2 separate regions of the Mus musculus genome follow, and region 2 is linked to region 1. The links are chromatin loops, found by intact Hi-C in ENCODE. Cell type or tissue: left cerebral cortex. All regions are shown on one strand. Links, peaks and the distances in the headings refer to the core of each region. The heading gives the core; the rest is flanking DNA.

The links. Hi-C counts contacts between places; a loop is a spot of excess contacts. Peaks named below come from ENCODE experiments on the same cell type or tissue, not always from the same donor. Only the 100,000 strongest peaks of a DNase experiment are listed, where the experiment ranks them.
Region 2: it touches region 1 in a loop (2.1-fold over the local background); 28 of 42 quality-filtered maps call a loop at or near these places.

Annotation. Positions count from the first base shown.
Region 1 is chr4:21,533,574-21,538,952 of GRCm38, reverse strand. No RefSeq gene overlaps it. Among named protein-coding and RNA genes, the nearest start is that of Prdm13, 150 kb to the left of the region's middle. In left cerebral cortex, for the core only: a CTCF peak has its summit at 2,780 (motif pointing left); a DNase peak (open chromatin) is centred at 2,785.
Region 2 is chr4:21,684,028-21,689,406 of GRCm38, reverse strand. Prdm13 (PR domain containing 13) reads left to right here and starts at 3,444. Exons shown (of 4, transcript NM_001080771.1): 1 at 3,444-3,896. The coding sequence starts at 3,609. In left cerebral cortex, for the core only: CTCF peaks have their summits at 354 (motif pointing right) and 2,301; no DNase peak of the experiment used is centred there; H3K4me3 peaks cover 770 bases.

The DNA of each region.
Region 1 (5,379 bases), core at 112-5,111:
TTCTATAGGTGCTAAATGTATCTATTGCATAGTTAAATTAAAAAAATCACAGACATGATCACAATTATATGGAAAAAAAGGTTTGTACGGGAGTGTTATGTATGGTACTAAGAAAACAATTTTAAGAAATTAGAAGAAAGCCAGGTAGTGATGGCACATGCCTTCACTCCAGAAGCAGGTGGATCTCTGAGTTCAAGCCTAGCCTAGTCTACAGAGTACATTCTAGGATAGACAAAGCTACACAGAAAAACTTTGTCTCCAAAAAATTAAAATTATGAATTAGAATAAATGAATTGTTTTGTAGAAAAATACTTATGTAGGTCTTCTCCTTTTAATCTGGAGTAAAATCACGATTGTCCAATCACTGTAGCATGGAAGAGAATTTATCATTAAAAGACATCACACCCAGATGGTTTCTACTTCTAACTTAAGCAAATCTTTTTAATTAATCTATTTTTTTCATGTGCATCATTGTTTTGCCTACATGTATGTCTGTGCGAGAGTGTTAGATATTGTAATTCCAGACAGTTATGAGCTGCCAGGTGGGTGCTGGGATTTGATTCCAGGTCCTCTGGAAGAGTAGTTAGTGTTCTTAACTGCTGAACCATCTCTCCAGCTCCAGGCCAGTTAACTTTTAAAGGTCCATTCCTACATGAAGCTAGTCTAAAATTAAGGGACAATGGGAGTCCTCATTCACTTAGGGAGCAACATATTCTTTTTTTAAAAAATTTTTATTAGGTATTTTCTTTATTTACATTTCAAATGTTATCCCCTTTCCTAGTTTCTCCTCTGAAAACCGCCTATCCTTTCCCCCATCCCCTTGCTCACCAACCCACCCACTCCCTTTTCCTGGCCCTGACAGTCCCCTATACTGGGGCATATAACTTTCACAGGACCAAGGGCCTCTCCTCCCATTGATGACAAACTAGGACATCCTCTGCTACATAAGCAGCTAGAGCCATGAGTCCCACTATGTGTTTTCTTTGATTGGTGGTTTAGTCCCAGGGAGCTCTGGAGATACTAGTTAGTTCATATTGTTGTTCCTCCTATGGGGGCTGCAAACCACTTCAGCTCCTTGAATCCTTTCTCTAGCTCCTTCATTGGGGACCCTGGGAGCAACATATTCTTAAAGAAAAAGGCAGTACTTGTTTTATATGTGAACATAAACGAAAGTTTATTTAAGAAAAAGTACCATTAGGCCTAGTCTAGGTGGGTGTCAAAGAGTAATCACACACATGGAATACTGTTTACTTTAGAGATAAAAAAACGGATCAGTATAGAAATATGAGAAATTTTTCATACCAACAGATTAAAGGAAAGAATAAGCCACATAATTTTATGATTAGTAATGTAAACTACATCCCATAAAACTTTAATAGCCACTACTTATAGAAGCTCTGAAATAGAAACAGATGAAAGTTATTGGAACAAGATAGGAGAATTACCCTCAGTCAATAAAAATACATTAATGAGAGAAATGGTCGAGGGTACTTTCATTGAAGCATTCAGACACTTGGGATGTCAGCTGCAATGACTTCTGTGCTGAATACTCAGAGGCGTCTCTTCTTTAACCCTGTGATTCCATGGACTCCTTCAGGATTAGACATGCACAGGCTAACATCGTAGATCGCACCCACTAATCCTAAGAAGCGATCAAGGCCATTTTCATATGGGAAAATACAGGCATTTAGTCTTCATAAGGGAAGCTGAAGTGTGAGGGCTACTGAACAGATAAATGATGGATACAACATGAAATGGCCAGTCAGACTACATGTAAGGGAGTGTGGGAGATGACTCTATAGCTGTCCATCAGGCAGGTAGAGGAATCCAAGAAATAGGCAGGTTCCTTAAAATGTTTATGTTTTATTTATTATTTATTTTATTTGTTCATGCATGTGTGTGTGTGTGTGTGTGTATGTATGTTTGCAAACCACAATGTGCATATATATGTGAAGGTCCGAGGACAGTTTCAAGAGTTAATTCTCTTCTTTCCCCATATGGGTCCTGAAGACTGAATGTAGGTTGCCAGGCTTAGCAGCAGGCAACTTAACCCATTAAGCCACATCTCTGAATTGGTAGGTAGATTTTTTTTTTAGAGGGCCATTTCAAGAATATGAATGATGGATTGATGACAAAAGGCAGTAGTTATTGCTTTAGGAGTAGATTATGCAATCAACTCTCTCAGAAACAAAGAATTCATTTTGGTTTAGGGCTTCTTGTGTGGCCATTAATTTTTCAAGGGACAAGTATTTGACTAAGCAGTAACCAAAATCAGCAATAGTCTCTATGCACTTTAAGGCATGCTGTCATTTGAATACGGTACTTTTTATGTGCAAAGAATGGAGGAAAAGATCAAGAGAAAACCATAAAGGCCTGCTTTGGAGCTCATGAGCTGGCTGTACATACCACTTGGGGAGTTCATATTAGAATCACCTTGCATAGTCCTCACGAATGGATGCTGTACTCCACTACAGACACCCTGATTCAGGATTTTGAGGTTGGGGAGAGGACTGGAAATATGAATCTCGCAGTGTTGTGAGCACAGTTAAGTTTGTAATACTGGAAGGCACATAGCATAGTGAGTGTGTTTAGAATACTTTTGCTTAATGTTGCTAAAAGGCGGAGTGTAGAAAAACTATACTCTGATGTTTTGTCTTGTGCTTTTTATTCACAGAGAATCTGTTTTAGAAAATTATCAGGAGTCTCCCCTGTGTGATGTTGTAGTTTTGTGTACCAACATTGACGAGATGAAGCTGTTCAACCTGTACTGCCATCTAGTGAAAATTCTTTAAATTACAGCAAGTACTAGGGGCCTTGGGGTTCATGGCTCTGCACTTTAGGACCATTGTAATGGGTTTCCTTTTTGGCTAGGTATTGCTTAAAATACTGAAGTGTTTGCATTAAAAGTGATCAGTGTTACTAGAGTGCACTGTGGTTGTTCAGTTGACATTTAAGGTTTCTCTGTTACTTATTCCTTTGTGTGTGTGTTGTCCTGATCTGTTAGTGATCATCAGCTCTAATTTTTCCTCAGAACATTCAAATATGAACTATAGTTGATAAACTTTTAATTCTGTTAAAACTGAAGTGAAATAATCTATATGAATAATTCTTTTTTTAGGATGAATAATTCTTAAATTAAGAAGAATTAGTCTAAAGGAAACAAAGATAGATCTTGTTTTTATTTATATAATTTTTTAACGCTACAATAAAAAAATCCAAAATATTTATTACTTGAAGTATACAAGCAAAGAATGTCATGTAAGGTTTAAAAACTGAACTAGATTTTTCTAGCCATATGGGTCTATGTCAAAACAGCAAGTCAATGCTGAGAAAATACAGAGTGGGTCCAGAAAAACAATGCTGTCAAAACTAAAACATAAACTAACTTCACATAACTTGCCTAGTCAGAGATCTAGAAATTATTTGTTTGAAAATATAGATGAGGGCTGGAGAGATGGCTCAGCGGTAAAGAGCATCGACTGTTTTCATACGTCCTGCGTTCAATTCCCAGCCACCATATGGTGGCTCACAACCATCTCTCAAGTGATCCGACACACTTTTCTGGTGTGTGTCTGAAGACAGCTACAGTGTACTCATATAAATAAAAATAAATAAATCTTAAAAAAGAGAAAACATAGACTAAAGTTTTCATAGCATTTTCTAGGCAGGAGAGGAACAAGAGCGACACCAAAAGGAATGAAGAGAACCTAAGATAATTGTGTGTTTATTGTTTCCAACAGCCAGAATTAAGATAATTAAAATTATCTTACTTTTTATTAAATTTATTTATTTATTCACTTTACATCCCAATATCATCCCCCTCACTTCCCAATACCCCACTCACACCACCTTCCCCTTCTTTGAGAAAAGTGGGAGTCCTCCCCTTCGTACATCAAGTCACTGTAGGGCTAGGCACATCCTTTCCCAGTGAGGACAGACAAGGCGGACCATTTAGGGGAATGGGATGCACAGGCAGGCAGGCAGGCAAGCAACAGTCTTAGGGACAGCCCCTGCTTCAGTTGTTGGTAGACCTGAGTGAAGACCAAGCTACCCATCTGCTACATGTGTGCAGAAGGCCTACGTCCAGCCGGTGCTTGCTCTTTGGTTGGTGATTCAGGCTCTGGGAACCCCCAAGTGCCTAGGTTAGTTGATTCTGTTAGTCTTCCCGCTGAGTCCCTGTCCTCTTAGGGTACCTCATCGTTTTCCCAACTCATCTGTAAGACCCCGTGAGCTTTATCTAATGTTTGACTATGGGTCTCTGCATCGGTTTCCATTGACAGTTATGCTAGGTTTCTGTGTGCAAACTTAACAGAGTATTATTAATAGTGTCAGGGATTGGTTCTTGGCCATGGGATGGGTCTCAGTTTGGGACAGACCTTGATTGACCATTCCCTCTGCCTGTGCTCTGTCTTTGTACTTCTTGTCGGCAATATACATTTTGGGTTGAAAGTTTTGTGGGTAGGTTACTGTCCTTATTCCTCCACTGGGAGCCCTGCCTGGCTACTCCCTGTGGCTACAGAAGTTGTCACTTCCTGATCCATATCCCCCACTGCTAGGAGTCTCAGCTAGAGCTGCCTCCATATAACCCTGGGGGCCTCCACAAAGATAAATCTTAAGACAACAACCACAAAAAACCTTGGAGGATCATCTACTAAAATCATAATGAAATCAAAATATGAATTGATACTAACATTTATAGTATCAGTTATAGTAAACATAGGGAAGGTTTAATGAAATTCACTATAGTCTAGTAGCTTTAATATAAATACCATGCACTATTTTCCCCAAATCTGTTGGGCTTACTAGATGATTAATATTAGATAATTAGATACTTATTGATGAATATTAGGAAATAGTTTTGACCAACAGAAAGACGAGGGTAAGAAATCTCTATCACTGTTATTTTCATTTACTAGTTGATGCCAGGGATGTTTACTTTTGCTTTTATAATGAACCCAGCCAGGCAGCCTGGTTTGGTTTACTGCTGTGCTTCTGCCACTTAGGACGCGCTTTGGGACCATCTCAGCGCTCAGCAGATGCTGGTAGAATGAGTGACTGAACCATGAAAGCTCAGGCAACACTGTGTTCAGGGTAGTTTCATCCCTGGGAATGATTTCTGTTAACAGTTTCCAGTGTACTCCTCTGAGACTTCGAATGTCTATATTTACTTGCATTTCTTGGAACCAGGTCATGTGTGCTCTGCATGGCTCCATCTTTCAGCAACTGCTACACTCACATGCTTATACCAACAACTACATAAACATGAATGATGTTATGGTTATGTGTTTTTATTCATAGAGAGCTATTTTTAATGATAACAAGGAATCTAGCTGTGTAATATCCTGAGTCTGGCAGGAAAGCTGAAGAGATGTGAACCAT
Region 2 (5,379 bases), core at 229-5,228, 150 kb before region 1:
CAACTCGAGAGGGACTCTGAATACTTTTATTGAGTCGTTTCCAATGCTAGACTTAAAAAAAAAAAAAAAAAAAAAAAAAAAAAAAAAAAAAAGACCAAAGCAAACCAACAAAACAAAACAAAACAAAAGGCACCACAAAACCCACCAGCGGCGTCCGGGCTGCGTCCTTGGCTACAAGTTTGAAGACTCCCGGCCGCCGCGCACCCACTGTCCACGCAATTAAGGGGGAAAAGGCCCCGGCGCGGGCGCGTCATCTGGTGGCGTTCCCAGAGCCCCGGCTCAGCCTTTCTATTCAGAGGCGGCCTTAATGTCCCACCCGCGCCTCGGGGGCAGAGCAGCTGGTCGGTTCTGACCTGGCCGCCGCCGACACCCGCAGGGGGCGCTTCCTGGGCTAGCGCCGGCCCGGAGACCGCCGCCGCACCCGCCCTCCAGTCCACGGCCTCCCGGCCTCTCTCCTTCTCCGGTGCGGACCGGAGCGGCGACCCGGCGGTTGTTCGGTGACTCGCGGACCCACTCGGGGCAGCGGGCTCGGCCCTCCCAGGGGACCCGGAGGACCGAGGCTTTGGCCCGGCCGATGCTGGTCGCCCCAAGAAGCGCGCTCCGAGACTGAGCGCCGCGATGGGCCCGGAAGGCCGAGGCCGGCTCGTTCCTCCCCGGCGGAGCCCCGCAGGTCGGGCTCGCCGCCACCGCCACCGGAGCCGGACGCATCCGGGACTGGGCGGGGGCTGCGGGCCGGGCGGGGGCTCCGAGGGCTGCGCAGGTCTCGCCTCGGCCCCCGTGGCTCGCCCTCCCCGCCCGTCGCCTCTCTCCGAGCTGGAGCCTCCCAGGGCAACCTGTTACCGCCGCGGGAGCCGAGTGCCGGCCGCGCTGGGCAGGCTGCGGGCCCGCCCCAAACCACGCTCTCCTTGCACCTCCCGTGTAGGAGGGATTTCGCTTTAACAGGGCCTCTGGCCGCCCATTTTAAGTCGATAAAAAAGCCGAGTGGAATGTTTTGATTGAGTCTCAACATTGTCTTTGAATAAGGCTGAGACCATGTAATTAATGTGTCTTTTTAATAAGGGACAATACGGCCGTTCAAGCTATTTAATTTCATTTAATTTTCCATCCCATTTGCTGCACAGCCCGCTTTTACTTTTAACACCCAGCCTTTCACGGCCCATCTTGCTCCACTGGGCACATTAGATTGGTTTCACCCTTGCTTTTTAGGGGAGGAAAAATAAAAGAAAATGTGTTCCTTTTCTCCTTTGTGGACAATTTATTTCACTTGGGGAACTGCAACTCTGAGCCACAGGACAGAATAAAACTCGGCGAGCTGGTGTGAATGCCTCTGGCGCAGTCTCTTTCTTCTCTCGGAGCTGGGAACCAGTCACAATTGGCTATATTAATAAATAACTTTCCTCACAGTCGGCCTTTACATGGTCCTATTGATAAAATTGTTCGCGTGTCGTTCACGCTTTTTCACTGGTTAAGAAGGGCTAGGGAGGCGCCCCGAACCCAGGCACTGCGCTCGCCCCCTTCTCGCTCTCAGTGCCGGATAGTTAAACTAGGTGTCATCCGGAGTAGCCAGGCCAGAGGTTAGAGGGACATGTTCATGGCTTAAATTTATTGCCCTGGACTCATCGGAAAGGCTTCCTCAGCCGCCCCCCTCCACTTCCCTCCCCCCTCCCCGGTTTTGCCATTCATAGGCCCCCGAGATCAAAGGCTCTCTTCTATCTCTGGAGGATAGCCTTCTTTACCGTCAGAGAAGCAATTGGAAGGTTGAGCGTGAAACTTAGAGGTTGCCATCTTAGAAACTAGTTTCCGGCAAGGCTCTGTGTAGTCACAAAAGGCATGGCTATTCAAGTCCCACCAAGAGGTTCTCTCCTGTCTCACGCAGGTGTACCTACATAGACCTGGGAGTGGACACCGAGTCTGTCTTCTTTGTGTCCCTGCGTGGCCTTGTCTTCATTTGCGTAGACCTGAGACCTTTGACCTGGCCTGGCTTTCCCATTGATGTAAACAACGAATTCTGTGACTTTCATAATGCCACTGGTATGCACTTTGCACTTATCCAACAAACTGGGGTGAACAGCAGAAAGGGAGGCAAGGAACCCTTTGTATCCACCATTCCCACTTTTCAGGTCTGGAGAACCAGGCTCCAAGGAATTCAGAAAAGGTATCTCGAGTCTTGTGAGCACAAGTTTCCAACAGAGGGCAGCTTAATAAGCGACTTTAAGGGCCCTCTTCAAACTTGCAACAGAGTTGTTACTTTGCTCCCCTGACATCCGGTAGCCAGAGCCTCTCCAGGTTCTGGCGGGATAACTGCAACTTCTTGGTCAAGGCCACAGGGAGGAAGCAGTGAGCGCTTTGCTCAGGGTCCTCTGTTCTACTTTCTGTGAGCACTGGATGAAGTGGGGGGTGGGAACAAGATGGGGGTGAGGACACCACAGCATTGGGGCCTCTGCAGGAGTTTCTTGGTGGCTCCAGTAATGGCAGCGTGGGGTTTGGGGAAAGGTGCCCAGGATTGACCCAAATACCCTCTAGGGCACTCCTTTCCCCGTTGGGAGACGGAGAGATGACTTTGGTGGTGGTGGTTTGCTTTAAAAATAAGGTTTAAAACAATATCCTTTTGGTTATGGAGAAATTAGTGTCAGGACTTTCTAACCACCCCCCCCCCCATTTCAACTTAAAGCAAAACAAGGTTTGAATTGATTGCCGGTGGGAAGACGTGATTAATAATCCCGAAGGAGAACTTCCCAGGTCTTCAACGCTGCAGCTCCATCCGCAGAGCAGATCTCCTACGAAGCTGTTGGCTTTGTGGCCGCTTCCTACTCTCAGAGAAAGTGTGGACCCTGAGTGCTACAGGGAGATGGAGACGTAATACTCAGTTGGCTTTCGCCCTCTCAAATACTTCTGGTGGTTTCATATTTGGGGGTAGATCGAGGTCTAGGAAAGAACTAAAGCGGTTCTAAACTGTGGACTGGCCTGAACCCAATCCCTGAAATGGTACTATGGTCGTTATTTAAAAAGTGTAGGTATTTTCTGGTGTTTTCCCATCAAGTACCTGCCTAATTTCTGTATGGCACACGCCAGAAATCAATAGAAGTTAACAAGTCCTCCAAACAGTCCCCGTCCCTTTGTTTAATCTCCTTTACAATAAAGCCAAGGGGAGAGAATTAAGAATCTTTGAAGTAGACCAAGGCTCAAAGGAATCAGCCAAGTAGACTTAAAGTAGTCACTTATTTCCCAAAACTGGTTTGTCGGTGAACAATAAAAGGAAGTAAAATTTATGGAGAAATTATACAGTGGATTTGTCACTTAAAATATCGTAACTGTCTCAGGGACAATACCCCATGCTGAGGATTAATGGTCCCGCCGGACCTTTGATTCACCAGCGCCTTTTCTTCGCCCTTGACAAATTGGATTTTTAGGAATGGGAAGGTCGCCTGGACCATTGTGTGCTAGCCATTCAGAGGCCTCGATTATGCAGGGGGCTGAGGGAACCACTCCATGTGACCCTCTCGGGTGGGACTCTGCAGCTGCTTCACAGCGCAACTCTCTCACCAAACTCCGCGCCCTTGCGCTCGCAGTGCCAAAAGGCGCCCGCCCGGATTGAAAAGGCGCAGTGCATGCCCGCCCACGTCACTCCGCGGACAGAAGACGCACGTCGGGGTGCGGGTCCCTCCTCTGCATGCGGCTGCTCCTGGTTCTGTCACTTGCGCCCCGTGGAGGACCCCGCGAGCCCCAGCGTCTGCCTGGCGGCGGTGGCAACAATGCACGGAACTTCTCGCACTTCGGCCACCAGCGTGAACGCTGACTGCTGCATCCCGGCTGGCTTGCGCCTTGGGCCGGTGCCTGGCACCTTCAAGCTGGGCAAGTACCTGTCAGATCGCAGGGAACCAGGGCCCAAGAAAAAGGTACTGGGCCATTCTGGATCTCCGTCCCTTGCCTCTCACCTCCTATTTCCCTGATCCAGAAAAAGGGGTAGAGACGAGCAGCAGAGAAAAGGGATACCTGATAAATCTGCAGGACAGAATTATCTGATTATCCTTAGCAAGTCTGATAACTGAGCTGGACGTGGGGCCGGCTAACGGGAGGGCAGAGCTAAGCTGGAACAGACCTTAGTGCGCCAGGGTCTGTAGGTATGGGGGGCCTCTGGGAACCGGTGATTTCTCAGCGCTCCAGGATGTCCTCAGCAAGGTGATGGAGACTCCTAGCTCCCACCTCAGTCTTTGCCTTCCTTGCAAAGGTACCATTTTCGTTGTAGTCATAGGACGGAGAGGACTTTTCTCCTCTTCTCTTTACTAATATGAAGCTTACATTTTTGTTTTAAACAATTTAATTCCATTTCACCGAAGAGATAGTCCTTGGGAGGCTCTTAGATCTGGGAATATATCCCCACTCAAACCCCTTTTGCTTGTAGGTTTGTGTAGGAGATGGAGAGGGGATGAGCAAGGTGATTAATTTTGATGTCTGTTGAGAGGTAGGGGAGCCCACCCTCGAAAGAACACCTAGTTAAACCTTGTGGCTGGCTCTTAGAGTCTGAGGCCCCAGGTACAACTCTCCCACTCTGACCCCCCTAACCTCAACACACCCCCAGGATCCCTGACCAGAGAGGGAAAGTAAAGACTCTTGATCGCAGCGGGTGGGGTGGGGGGCGCTTTAGTAGCCAAGGACTGGCAGACAGCAACCAGGGAATGAAATGGAACGCTTGTTTAAAAGAGAAAGACCTTGGTTTTAGTAACCTCCTAGAGCTTTCTTATAAGAAGTATCTTTCATAGGAGGAGCAGGGCCAGCATCTTTCTCCGGTGCTAGAAAGCCCGGTGTCTCTCATCCCAGGCAACACCGGGTTTTGAAGCTCACCACGCCTCTCTCTTTAAACGCAATTTAATTGCTTTTAAATGGCCTGCTAGCTGCAGGCAAAATTTCTCCGTGCTCGCTTTGTTCTGAGCATCTCACTGCTGAGTTCACTTGCAGCCTAGTACGGTACTAGAGAATCGGGAGGCTGAGAAACAGGGTAGGAGTACTGCATCAGGCTTCAGGACCTGCTTGAACTTAGAAACCACTTCTCTCTCAGTGTTAAGGATCCCAGAACATCACTTAGGGAAGAGCTGGTGAGTTTTGCAATAAGATGCATCCTGGAGCTCTGAGAGGACGCTTTTTCCAGCTGGTGTTTCCAAGGTGTGTGTGTGTGTGTGTGTGTGTGTGTGTGTGTGTGTGTGTGTGCTGCTGTTGTTGTTGTTGTTGGTGGTGGTGGTGATACTGTCTACTATCCAGACTCCTTTATTTTTCCACTCTCTAAGCTGGGGCCCTGAGCAGCTACTAGAGGCTGGGTCAAAGAGAACACATCTGCTTTCCTGAGCTCCGTGGGCTGTAGGATAAACTTTCCTCTGAGCTGTG